2 separate regions of the Mus musculus genome follow, and region 1 is linked to region 2. Evidence: chromatin contacts called from ENCODE Hi-C data. All regions are on one chromosome and are shown on one strand. The core of a region is the stretch at or near the end of the contact, and the rest is flanking DNA. Distances in the headings are between cores, read along the strand shown. Region 1 holds the start of Scgb1b30 (secretoglobin, family 1B, member 30). Region 2 holds the start of Cyp2b13 (cytochrome P450, family 2, subfamily b, polypeptide 13).

Region 1 (6,968 bases), core at 536-3,035, 8.0 Mb before region 2:
TGAATCCTAGAGGATTGCTCCCTCTACAGGTGTGGCAGATGGATGTGACACATTTTTCAGAATTTGGCAAATTGAAATAAGTTCATGTATCCATTGATACATGTTCAGGAATAGTTTATGCATCTCCCATGGCAGGGGAAAAGGCCTCCCATGTTATACAGCATTGTTTAGAGGCCTGGGCAGCTTGGGGTAAGCCCCAACAACTTAAAACAGACAATGGCCCTGCATATACTGCCAAAACCCTGGTGTCTTTTTGTCAACAGATGGAAGTACAAGTTAAACATGGCCTGCCATATAATCCTCAAGGCCAAGGAATCATTGAACGAGCACATAGAACCTTAAAAGAATTACTAATAAAACAAAAAGGGGGAATAGGCTATGGCCATACCCCAAAGATAAGACTCTCCTTAGCTCTTTTTACCTTAAATTTTTTGCAATTGGATAAGGAAGGTCGCTCTGCTGCTGAGCAGCATACTAATACCAGCCCCAGTAAACTGGGGTATGCTAAATGGAAGGATGTGCTTACAAGATCATGGAATGGTCCAGATCCCGTGTTAGCCTGGGGGAGAGGGTCTGTTTGCATGTTTCCACAGAATCGCGCAGAGCCAGTGTGGGTTCCAGAGCAGCTAGTGCGACACTGTCAAAATGAAGAAGCTGATCTTGCTGGTGATGAGCATGTGTCTGCCCCTGATGGGTGTGGAACCCAGATGGGGAATACTGTTTGTGTTTAAAGTGGACTGTAAATTTTGATGGCAAGATGAATGAGCTTCGCTCGGCAATTGTCACTGTGAATTCTACCCAAGTGGATCCTGGCTTGGCATCGGGAAAGAATGGACTGGGATAGGTGCCCTTGCTGTGGCCCTTGTTTTGGCATGCATGTTGTGTGTATGGTGTATGTGTCGGTTGCGGAATGCTCAGGTCCGCACTGCCGCCATGGTGGTGCAAGCTTTTGCCACAGTGGAAGCAGGGCAGTCACCTCAGATTTGGCTTGCTGCCATGAAGAATGAACAATGAAGCCATCGCTCCGTAGGGTTGTACGGCTAAGCTCTGCACAGAGGTTAGTCTGGAAGCTGTTTGACAATCTCTGGGAGGTATGTCTGATTTCATGAGGGTTGAGTGTCCTAGTGTCCTTCCCCCAGGAAAAACGGCACGGAAGCAGGTCAGGGTTGCTCTGGGTAAAAACCTGTGAGCCTAAGAGTCAATCCTGTACATGGCCCCTATTTCTGCACACTGGGGATCAGACCTCTATCTTCACCCATGGAGCTTGTTCAAAAAAATATAAAAGGGGGAATTGTGGGAAGCCATTCCGGGCTCCCTGGCCAGCCGGATGGAAATCTATTTCAGGCTGTAAACAAGCCCATGTTTGGTGGATGGCCCGCCCTTAATCCCTGATTGGCTGAGCAAGCCTGCCTGGTGAGGTGATGTGACCTGTGGTGATTGGTGGGGGTGTGGTTGTGGCTGGAGTGGAGAAAAACACTTGTAACCAGAGAGGCGGGGGATTTGAAGAAAGAAGCTGCCTGAGTAAACTGCTTTAAGAAGAACCGGTGGTTGTGTTTTGCTTGCTGGCCGAGTTGGACGTGACAATAGAGGGTGTGAGAATCTGGAAAGTCTGCATCCCCGACCCCCACACAGAATACCCACCTCCCTCTGAAGTCAGGAGCAGGGCAGCCCCGAGCAACAAGAGAGCACCAGTTAGCTTCATGGTAATGGTGGCAGGTGCTCCTACTCAGCTTGGTCCCCTTTTATAACTGCTCTGGTCTGCTGAGTGGGCAGGGAGGGAACCATGTCTGAGTCCCTCCAGGCCATTCCCAGGATATGTCTTGGAACTTCCTGGGGGCTGTGTGTTTGTGTCATGGGGAGGTGTGTATTTTGGCAATACAGTAAGATCCTGGTCAACATCCTGGCTCAGTCTGGTCCCATTAGCAGTGATCTTCTTAAGGTCACATGTCATGTAAAGGCCAAAGGAAGGTATGACTAGGGAAAAGGTCAAATGGTCTCTCAATCAGACCATCAGTAGTGAGGTCCATGTTACCCTGTCACAGTGGGGACCTCACTGTCAGTGTATAGACAAGCCAGACCTCAGACTACTGGCCATGCGACCCCTGCCCTGTCTTTGTCCTGCCCCTATCTTCCATTTGCTTCATGCATTCCCTTGAACCAGTCTCGTCAACCCAAACTTCTCCTGCTGTTGTAGGCAACCTTCAACTTGATCTTTTTGCTGTTGTTCGTGGTTTTTTGAGATAGAGTCTGTCTACAGAGCACAGGCTGTCCTGGAACTATGTAGTCCAGTTTAGCCTTGACCCCACAGAGGTCTTTGTGCCTCTTTCCCATGTGAATGCTGAAATCAAAGGCAAGTACTGGCACATCTGCCTAAACTTGACTTCTTCAACCCCTGGTTAAGGTGTATGTTTTGTGTTTTTGGGGTTTCTTGTTGCGCGCGCTCAACAGGCCAGGAAGAACGACGCTGCTACAGGATCCTTCTGCACACATTTATTCAGTCCTGTTTCTTCTTTCTCCATATATCTCCCTTGTTTATATCTCCCTTGTTTATATCTCCCTTGTTTTTATATCTCCCTTGTTTATATCTCCCTTGTTTATATCTCCCTTGTTTTTATATCTCCCCTGTTTATATCTCCCTTGTTTATATCTCCCTTGTTTTTATATCTCCCCCGAACCCTGGGCCTCTCACTCTTTTATACTCTCAGTTCCCATCCACGCACAGCAGGCCACGCCACCTCACCAGGCACGCAGCTTCAGCTAATCAGGGCAGCAGGGGCAAATCTCCACCAAATTGGATTCACCTGTATCCTGGTACACCTGCGCAGCACTCAAGATGTTTGTGGTTTATATGAGGAAGTCAGGTGCAAGTCATATGACTTAGCTGCAGTCCCTGGCGCCTTTGGGACTGCCGCCACACCCGCTCCCCACAATTCCCCCTTTTTTCTTTTTTGGCAGAGAGAATGTCTGTAGATAGCCCCCCGCAGCCATGCCCCTTTCCCGTCCTTGGGTGACAAACAGCATTGGTTTGATCCCTGTCTTAGGTTGGTGACATGCCCAGGGAGTCTTATCACTGACTACCTCTCTATCATGCCAAGCCACTCCTGGGGAGATTGTGTTTTGCTTGCGGCAGGTGCATCAAAAGGCCAGGATGTTAATTAACCTATGGCCAGATCTTAATTGCTGCAAGCAAGCCTCATGGGTGAAGGTAGAGGTCTGATCCCCAGTGTGCAAGCATAGGGGCCCTACACAAAACCATCCCTTAGGCTCATCACCCAGAGAGGTCTTGGCCAGCTCCCGTGTCGTTTTTCCTGGGGGAAGGGAACTAGGACACTGAACCTTCATGCAATCAGACATGCCTTCCACAGGATGCCAACAGCAAGCTATCCTCTGTGCAGTGCTTAGCCTCGCACCCCACAGCATAACGCAGCATAATTTCTTTTAGAGTGGCAAACCAAATCTAAGGAGATTGTCCCGCCTCCACTGCAGCAAAAGCCTATGCTACCATGGCGAAAGTGCGGGCCGCACACTCTGCACCTAACACATGTGCCAAACACAAAACACACACACACTATAACAAGCATACATCCCAGGGCTCTCATCCCCGCTCATCTTCCCTGAAGCAAGGGATAGATGGCCAGCGGGGCTATCTCTTTAAGGGGAATTCAGGGATCAAAAAGGCATGGAAAAATTTGAATGTCATGTCGAGCTGGTATCGGCTTCTGGAATACCGAAAGGATCTCTCATCTCGGCTCCATCCTTTGTGCTTGTGGGATCATCCACCACATCCACAGGGGCAACTGGATCAGGAGCCTCATTCTTGCAGCGTCTCACCAATCTCTCCGGCACCCAAAGAGGTTCCATCTGGTCCTGTGGAAACACACAAACAGACCCTCTCGCCCACGTCAACACCTGATCTACTCGATCCTCTCCAAATCTCCGGACAGAAGGTCCACCTACAGGTGGCTGCTGAGGAGGCATAGGGAGGCGGCACAAAAGCTAATTCGCCTTCCTCCTCCACCTCGGCTCTTTTATTTTGTCCTTTCTGTCCACCTGATAACACTGTGTCTCCTTTCTTTTTCCTTTTTCTTTTTAAGCCCTTTTCCTCTTCCGACATACTTTCTTGTTGCTCTATAAGGATTTTCTGACCTGTCTTGACTGCCTCTACACACAGTTTCAAACAGTAACAGAGTCCATATATCAGAACAAACAAGACCAAAACTATCAGACCTACCCACAAAGGGTCAATGGGAGAAAAAAGCATAACTACACAGCGAGGATCTCTTGATCACTACACTGAGGTTATCATAGTTCCTTAATCTATCCTGAAACCGTGAACCTTAACTTGTCCCAAAGCCATGAACCTTTCGTTACCTTGTACCTGCTTCCTGGCAACGTTATATTCGCCTCTATTTTATCGGAGGTCCTTCCCAAACTCCTGGGTTACTTTGTGCCTACTTCCTGGCAACTTTATGCTCACCTCTATTTTATCCGAGGTCCTTCCCAAACTCCTGGGGTCGCAAGTTTCACTCACCATGAACTTACCCTGCCGGCAACCACTGACTGCTGAAAGTTCTGAACTCGGTGGGGAGTCGGTTCCCCGTACGGGCCACCAATTGTCGCGCCCACTCTCAACCAGCAAGAACGACGAGACCACCAGTCCTTCTAACAGCAGTTTATTCAGTCCTCATCTTTCTTCTTTCTCTTCATCAATACCGTTCCCCAGCTGAAGAGTTCTGAATCCACGCCAGATCCTTCTCAACAGTCTGTTTCACGGGAACACTTTATTAACCACTCCTTCCCCGTGATGCAGTTCTGAATCCTCCCTGTAGCAGGGGGTCTTCGCTCTTGCCTGAAGATGTTTCTTTTCCCGGGTTTTGGCACCACTTGTTGCGCGCGTTCAACAGGCCAGGAAGAACGACGCTGCTACAGGATCCTTCTGCACACATTTATTCAGTCCTGTTTCTTCTTTCTCCATATATCTCCCTTGTTTATATCTCCCTTGTTTATATCTCCCTTGTTTTTATATCTCCCTTGTTTATATCTCCCTTGTTTATATCTCCCTTGTTTTTATATCTCCCCTGTTTATATCTCCCTTGTTTATATCTCCCTTGTTTTTATATCTCCCCCGAACCCTGGGCCTCTCACTCTTTTATACTCTCAGTTCCCATCCACGCACAGCAGGCCACGCCACCTCACCAGGCACGCAGCTTCAGCTAATCAGGGCAGCAGGGGCAAATCTCCACCAAATTGGATTCACCTGTATCCTGGTACACCTGCGCAGCACTCAAGATGTTTGTGGTTTATATGAGGAAGTCAGGTGCAAGTCATATGACTTAGCTGCAGTCCCTGGCGCCTTTGGGACTGCCGCCACACCCGCTCCCCACAGTTTCTTATTTTCTTTTAAAATTATTTATTTATTTATTTATTTATTAATTCTTTTATTCACTCATTCATTATGTATATGAGTACACTGTAGGTGTACAGATGGTTATGAGCCTTCAAGTGGTTGTAGGGAATTTAATTTTTAAGACCTCTGCTCGATCTGGTCAACTCTGCTCACTTAGTTCCTGCTCTCTTTGGCCTCAAGATTTATGTATTATTCTACACAAGTATACTGTAGCTTTCTCCAGATGTGCCAAAAGAGGGTGTCAGATCTCATGACAGGCAGTTGTGAGCCACCATGTGCTTGCTGGGATTTGAACTCAGGACCTTCGGAAGAGCAGTCAGTGCTCCTACCCACTGAGCCATCTCTCAAGCCCTGTTTTTTTTTTCTTTTTCTTTTTTGATTCAGGACTACTCTTGAGCTCATAACCCTCCTGAGAAAGGTGTGTGTGTGTGTGTGTGTGTGTGTGTGTGTGTGTGTGTGTGTGTGTGTGTATGTTTGTGTGTGTGTGGTGAATTTAGGTCTCCTTGGGGCTGGCGGTAAACATTGTCAAAATCTGTTAGCTATGGTGACTCACACCTTTGGCCCCAGCTTTTAGGAGGCAGAGGCAGGCCGATCTCTGTGAGTTAGAGGTCAGCCTGGTCTACACAGAGAGTTTCAGGCCAGTCAGAATTACACAGAGAGACTCTGTTAATAACTATCATCAGTATGTTCATTAAGTTCACACCATAAGTGCCTCATGGTCATTGTTTCATAACTAAACAAGGATATTTTAGTTTTGAGTGACCTGGCCCCCTAACTGGTCACTGCCAGACTGTGTTGCTGCTCTAGCTGCTCTGACTATTGGTCAAAAAGCCTGCATGATGGACATTTTGAATATCCTACAGCTCCTCTGGAAAAACTAGAGTCCAATCTCAGCTTGTTTCTCCAGCTCCTGAAGGTTCAGCGTCAGTCCATCTGTGCCAGTGTGTCTAGAGGAGTTTTGCTACCACAGAATTCCATCTTTACCTGGGCCAGAGTGGAAGCACCTCTAGCAAAGGGATTGTTGTGAGGAATGTTAAGGGGCAAGGCTGTGGTAGGCTCCATGCCCCTCCCACTTATGGAGGCAGAGTTCTTAGGCCCATTCACTCAGCCAGGAGATACACTCAGGATGATTCGCCTGGTATTGCCATTTTGGCCTCACAAAAGGCTTCTGTTGAGCAGTCTTTTTCTAGTCCTGCTATCAGGAGTATGGACTAAACAGACTGCAGTGGAGGAGGCAGCAGACAGCAAAGGCTGAGGCAGGGGTGTGAGGCTGAGTGGTTAGCAGGCTTAGCTGTGCAACAGGCCCATCCCTTCCAGGCTGCTTCCATTTGGTAGCTGAAGCATTTGACAGGGCTGCAGCGCAGGAAACAGAAGGGTCATGGAATGAAGAGTAGATAGAGGGCAGACTCTGAGTAAGGATAAAAGGGATCCAGAGAACAGAAACTTTAGACCTTGTTTGCCAGAAGAAGTCCAGGGAGCTGTGTAGTCTTTGGAGACTCCACCAGGATCTAGAGGCATCCCACTGCTGAGTGCCAAGGAGGCCTGGTTTCCTGTCCATGCT
Region 2 (7,101 bases), core at 2,583-5,082:
AAGATAGCCATTTTTACAATGAAATAACCCTATTTTTAAAATGGGGTACAGAGCTAAACAAAGAATTCTCAACTGAGGAAACCCAATTGGCTGAGAAGCACCTGAAAAACTATTCAATGACGTTAATCATCAGTGAGATTCAAATTAAAACAATCCTGAGATTCTACCTCACAAACATCAGAATGGCTAAAATCAAAAATTCAGGTGACAGCAGATGCTGGCAAGGATGTGGAGAAAGAGGAACACTCCTCCATTGCTGTTGGAATTGCAAGTTTGTAAAACCACTCTGGAAATCAGTTTGGTGGTTCCTCAGAACACTGGATATAGTACTACCAGAAGATCTGGCAATACCTCTCCTGGGCATATGCCCAGAATATGTTCTAACTTGCAATAAGGACACATACTCCACAATGCACATCACAGCCTTATTTATAATAGCCAGAAGCTGGAAAGAAACCAGATGTCCCTCAACAAAGGAATGGATACAGATAATCTGATACATTTACACAATGGAATACTACTCAGCAATTAAAAACAATGAATTTATGAAATTCTTAGGCAAAAGGATGGATCTGGAGGATATCTTCCTGAGTGAGGTAACCCCATCACAAAAAAAAAAAAAAAACACATGATATGCAACTCACAGATAAGTAGCATTAGGCCAGAAACTTAGAATATCCAAGATACAATTTTCAAAACACTTGAAACTCAAGAAGAAGGAAGACCAACGTGTGGATACTTCATTCCTTCTTAAAATGGGGAACAAAATACCCATGGAAGGAGTTACAGAGACAAAGTTTGAAGCAGAGCCTTAAGGATCGACCATACAGAGACTGCCCCACTTGGAGATCCACAACCATAAGCAACCACCAAACCCAGTCACTAGGCAAATGCCATCCAGACCCTGCTGACAGGAACCTGATATAGATGTCTCCTGCAAAGGCTCTGCCAGTGCTTGTAAATACAGAAGTAGATGCTCACCATCATCCATTAGACAGAGCACAAGGTCACCAATGAAGGAGCCAGAGAAATACCCAGGGAGTTGATGGGGACTGAAGCCTCATAGGAGGAACATCAATATAAACTAACCAGTACCCAAGAGCTTCTTGGAACTATACCACAAATCAAAGAAAACAGATGGTGGAACTTGTGACTCTAGCTATATATGTAGCAGAGGATGGTTTAGTCAGTCATCAATGGAAGGAGAGGCCCTTGGTCTTGTGAAGGTTCTATGCCCCAGTATAGGGGAGTGCCAGAACCAGGAATGGGAGTGGATGGGTTTTGGAGCAGGGGCAGGGGGGAGGGATAGGGGATTCTCAGAGGGAAAATTAGGAAAGGGGATAGCATTTGAAATGTAAATAAAGAAAATATCAAATAATAAAAAGAAAAGAATTGCAAGCTTATGTAAGACAAAGGACACTGTCAATAGGACAAAATGGAAACTAAGAGATTGGGAAAAGATGTTTACCAACTCTATATCCTATAGAGGGTTAATTTCCAATATATACAAACAACTCAAGAAGGTTGACTCCAGAGAACCAAGTATCCCTATTTAAAAAGGAGAACAGAGCTGAACAGAAAATTCTCAACTGAGGGAACTCAAATGGCCAAGAAGCACCTAAAGAAATGTTCAACATGCTTAGTCATGAAGGAAACAAAAGTCAAAACAACCCTGAGATTCCACCTCACACCAGTCAGAAAGGCTAAGATCAAAAATTCAGATAACAACAGATACTGGCGAGGATGTGGAAAAAGAAGAACACTCCACCATTGCTGATGGTTATTCTGGAAATCAGTCTGGTGGTTCCTCAGAAATTTGGACATAGTACTACCTGAAGACCCAGCTATACAACTCCTGGGCATACACCCAGAAGATGCTCCAACATGTTATAAGAACACATGCACCACTATGTTTATAGCAGCCTTATTTATAGTAGCCAGAAGCTAGAAAGGACCCAGATGTCCCTCAACAGAAGAATGGATACAGAAAATGTGGTACATTTACACAATGGAGTAATACTCAGCTATTAAAAACAATGACTTCATGAAATTCATAGGCAAATGGATGGAACTTGAAAATATCATACTGACTGAGGTAACCCAGTCACAAAAAAAAAAAAAAATACACATGGAGTGCACACATCGATAAGTGGATATTAGTCCAAAAGTTCGGAATGCCCAAGATTCAATTGACAGACCACATGAAGCCTGAAAAGAACAAAGACCAAAGTGTGAATTCTTCAGAGCTTCTTAGGAAGGGAACAAAATACTCACAGGAGGAAATACGTAGAATGACTGCCCCAAATTGAGACGTATCCCATGGGGAAGAACCAGTTCCCAACACTACTAATAATACAATGTTATGACTGCAGACAAAAACCTAGCATAACCTACCACTGAGAGCCCAAGTCTCATGGAAACATATGCAGAGATCCAAAGCTAAACATTAGATGAAAATCTGGGAGTCTTATCAAAGAGTTGGGAGAATGATTTAGGGACCAGAAGAGGACAGGTAGTCCACAGGAAGACGAACACATTTAACTAAACTGGACCCATGGGAGCTCTGAGTGACTGAATCATCAAACAAAGAGCAAGCATGGGCTGGACTTAGGCCCCCTGGCACATACTTACCAAATGAGCAGTTTGGTCTCTAACAACACAAGCAAGGGATCACCCTGAGTTTATTGCCTGCCTGTAGATCCTGGTCCCCTAACTGAGATGCCTTTTCTGCCCTTACTTGGAGAGAATATGCCTCATGATGCGGTGACAAGATGCGTAAGGGGTGGCTACAGGAGGTAGGTGATACCTAGAGGAGGATTCTTCCTCTCAAGGATAAGAGAAGGGAGGGATAAGGGAGGGTCTATGTGAGGGGATACTAGGAGTAGACTGGGGATGATATTGGAATGTAAAATAAATAAATAAATAAATAAATAAATAAATAAATAAATAAATATATAAATATATATATATAAATAAATAAATAAATAAATAAATAAATAAATAGAAGAAAAGTAACTGCAAAAAAAATTTAAATCCCAAGTTGGGATAATTGACACTCTATTAGCTATCTTAACAGGAACTAGAACCATGAATGTTAACTGATTTTTAATGAAAAGTTGCAATTAAATATGGAATCCCACTTGTAAAGGCTGGTAAAGATTGTACCACAATCAAATGCTTGGCTGTTGCATGGTGTTTATAACTGATTATCCTTAACCACCTACCTAACCACAGACCTTACCTACTGCCCTGCCTCTTGTCCTCTTTGTTCTGGAACACTTCAGGCTAATCTCTTTTGTGAGCAAAAGCAAACCTTAATGGTGATGCCTCTGATATTTGTCTTTGTCTGGAATGGACAAAAAAGAAAAAAAAGCCCCAAGGAATAAAATTCTACATGCTTAAATCTCTGCATGTCTACATCTCAGTACTTCTATACCTCCAAACAAAGTACCCCCACAGAATTCCAATAAAACAAAACTCACCTGTCAACTCAAAAAGGAGTCAGCATCCATTACTAGTCAGTATTTCACCCTCCCTTTAGCAATCTTCCCACCTGAACCAACAGCTCCTTCCAATGATTGACCTCCAAAACAAAAGCAGGGGAAAACCCATACTAAGACTCCGTATAGTTCTTACATGAATGAAACACTTAAGAAGGCCTCCTCTATCCATCTGCAAGAGGTTCCCCAAGAGGGGTAGAGGACGGGGTCCTGGTGGAAGATGACCATGGATCTTTGCATGGCCCCTGACCAGGAGTAGAAATAAGCTCAGAAGGACAGCAAGGAGGAGCAGGACACTAGGATCCATGGTCCGGTCTAACAAGAGTCTGCTTCAGTGCACAGTCCAGCAGGACTTTTGATGCTTAAGCCACCTCCCCACTAGGTTATACAACTCCAACTGTTCCCACCTCCTGTCTCACACTGTCCAGGAATGTGAGCACCATAGTTCCTACCTGGGCTGCTGGTGACCTGCTCATTCACTATTCCATTACAACCACCCTAGACTTTGGCAAGGACATGGGCAGATACATGCGAGAATAGGGCATTTGAAGAGAAGCCTGTTGATATCTGGGAGGTGGGGGTGCACTTTTCAGGTCAATTTTATCTATTTATTTACTGAAGCATGGATCTGTGTGTGTATGCTGCCTTTGTGAAGGACATTTCTTATATGAATAAGATTGTGTGTTCCTCTGTGTTCTGCTAAATGTAGGTATATGTGAGTGTGTGTGTCTGTGTGTGTGTGTGTCTGTGTGTCTGTGTGTGTGTGTGTGTGTGTGTGTCTGTGTGTGTCTGTGTGTGTCTGTGTGTGTACTAGGCTCTTAGTACTGGAATTACACAGGCATACCACCTCATCTGGCACATTTCATTCATTAAACTACATGTTTGGAAGCCAGCTATTGATCTCCTCAACATAGTTGAAATCCACTATGTGACTATAGTTAATTTACTCAACCCCTCTGTATTTCTGTTTACCAATAGGGGAAGGCAACAGACCTCCCCAAAGTATGAACACTATGTTAGATACTGCATGGAACCCACTAGATATCTTGGGCCAAAATGATGACCCAAGTTCAAAGCCAGATAACCCAGGTTTGCAGGAGCAAAATCCTGGTGTCATTTAAGTCCTTGATGGCACTGTGTCAAGATCAGGAAAGTACTGGTAAGGTGACTGAAAATCACCGTGTCTTTCTTTTCTTCCTCCTTGGTAACCAGATTTTAATCCTGATGTTGAGGTTATGTCCTGGAAAAGACAGGCATTGGCTGAATTTTGCAAGAATGGTGCTGCCTCCACTTTTAGGCATAATGTTTTGTACACTTTATAAAGTTTAATGTTAGGTTATTCAAATGCTTGTTTCTCTGCCTTCATTTCTTGTTCTGATGTGGGCACAGCATTGTAATGTTTATACCAAGAATCTCCTGTCTCAAACTTGTGTAACCAAATTGTACCATTAATTCTCTGCCTTGTGAATAAATGCTGATTACCCAGTGGCTGAGCAGAATAGACAATAGGGTGAGCAGTGCTTTGCTCCCTGGAATGTCAACCATCTGACCCTACCTGCCTTTGGGGGTTAGAGATTAGATGGAACAGAATCAACAGTTCATACTCCAGGAGAAGGTGAGAAGGCCACAAAAGCCTCTTAAGAACTCCACTACAGCGGTTCCTCAGAAAATTGGACATAGTACTACCGGAGGATCCAGCAATACCTCTCCTGGGCATATATCCAGAAGATCCCCCAACTGGTAAGAAGGACACATGCTCCACTATGTTCATAGCAGCCTTATTTATAATAGCCAGAAGCTGGAAAGAACCCAGATGCCCCTCAACAGAGGAATGGATACAGAAAATGTGGTACATCTACACAATGGAGTACTACTCAGCTATTAAAAAGAATGAATTTATGAAATTCCTAGCCAAATGGATGGACCTGGAGGGCATCATCCTGAGTGAGGTAACACATTCACAAAGGAACTCACACAATATGTACTCACTGATAAGTGGATATTAGCCCAAAACCTAGGATACCCAAGATATAAGATACAATTTCCTGAACACATGAAACTCAAGAAAAATGAAGACTGAAGTGTGGACACCATGCCCCTCCTAGAAGTGGGAACAAAACACCCTTGGAAGGAGTTACAGAGACAAAGTTTGGAGCTGAGATGAAAGGATGGACCATGTAGAGACTGCCTTATCCAGGGATCCACCCCATAATCAGCATCCAAACGCTGACACCATTGCATACACTAGCAAGATTTTATGGAAAGGACCCAGATGTAGCTGTCTCTTGTGAGACTATGCTGGGGCCTAGCAAACACAGAAGTGGATGCCCACAGTCAGCTAATGGATGGATCACAGGGCTCCCAATGGAGGAGCTAGAGAAAGTACCCAAGGAGCTAAAGGGATCTGCAACCCTATAGGTGGAACAACATTATGAACTAACCAGTACCCCGGAGCTCTTGACTCTAGCTGCATATGTATCAAAAGATGGCCTAGTCGGCCATCACTGGAAAGAGAGGCCCATTGGACACGCAAGCTTTATATGCCCCAGTACAGGGGAACGCCAGGGCCAAAAAGGGGGAGTGGGTGGGTAGTGGAGTGGGGGGTGGGTGGGTATGGGGGACTTTTGGTATAGCATTGGAAATGTAAATGAGCTAAATACCTAATAAAAATGGAAAAAAAAAACCACAGCAGACATTTCTGAGGAATGACACTTGAGGCTGGCCTCTGTTCTGTTTCACACAGGTGTGCACCAGCACACATATGGACACTTACACATACACACTAAATTTTACAAACACATATTTTAACATCTTCCCTTTAAGGATAATTATTTGCAGCTCTTATTCACTGCAAAATCCCAAATGGTAACAGGCACCCTGAGTCTCAGACTGTGGTCTCTAAACACCATTTCCCAGTATAAAAGGTAGGGTGTGGGTATAGGGTAAGAAATATACAAGGCAAACTGGAAAACCTTAAGCCAGGAAGAAGGTGTGAAAGGCTGATGAGGCCTCACACACCCAATGGCCACCACCAGACATGTCTATTCAACAGGGTGAGAACGTTTTAGTAATGACAAATAATGGGATAGGGCTGAGCAGATGGCTCTGTCATGCAAGTTCAAGGACCTGAGATAGAGGGCCCTTAGACCGTACATAAAAATGTCAAGCATGGTGATGTGTGTTTGTGATCCCAGTGCTGGACAGGTGGATACATGTGGATCCTTGGGGGCCCACTGGGCAGCCAGCCTTTCGATTGGTGACCTCCAGGTAAAAGTGAAAAGTAAGCAAGATGGAGGATGAGTGAGGAAGACACAAAGGTGACATCTGACCTCCACACACATGTGCATGAGCACCCACACACACACATGCATGTCCTACCACCCCCCAGATGCCCTGTCTCAGAAATATTGATGTGCAATGAATCTCCCAAACCCACCATCGTCGGTGTGAGGTCAGATGTACCCACTCGTGGAGGAATGTTGCATGTGCAGTATTGACTGGGATGCATTCTTACCTGAAAGAGTTAGATCCAGAGTCTCATCAAGAGTCTAGACCAGTGGTTCTCAGCCTTCCTGATGCTGTGACCCTTTAATACAGTTCC

Evidence for each region. A loop is a pair of places that touch in the nucleus more often than their neighbours do.
Region 1: a map of T-helper 17 cell shows a loop between it and region 2 (10-fold over the local background). The contact joins the promoter of Scgb1b30 here to the promoter of Cyp2b13 in region 2. A Hi-C loop is called at or near these places in 2 of 37 maps with a recorded cell type or tissue (T-helper 1 cell and T-helper 17 cell).

What each region holds. Positions count from the first base shown.
Region 1 is chr7:34,090,248-34,097,215 of GRCm38, reverse strand. It overlaps Scgb1b30 (secretoglobin, family 1B, member 30), which reads right to left and starts at 1,785. Exons shown (of 3, transcript NM_001099330.2): 1 at 1,642-1,785. The coding sequence starts at 1,702.
Region 2 is chr7:26,058,226-26,065,326 of GRCm38, reverse strand. Cyp2b13 (cytochrome P450, family 2, subfamily b, polypeptide 13) reads right to left here and starts at 3,832. Exons shown (of 9, transcript NM_007813.2): 1 at 3,637-3,832. The coding sequence starts at 3,807.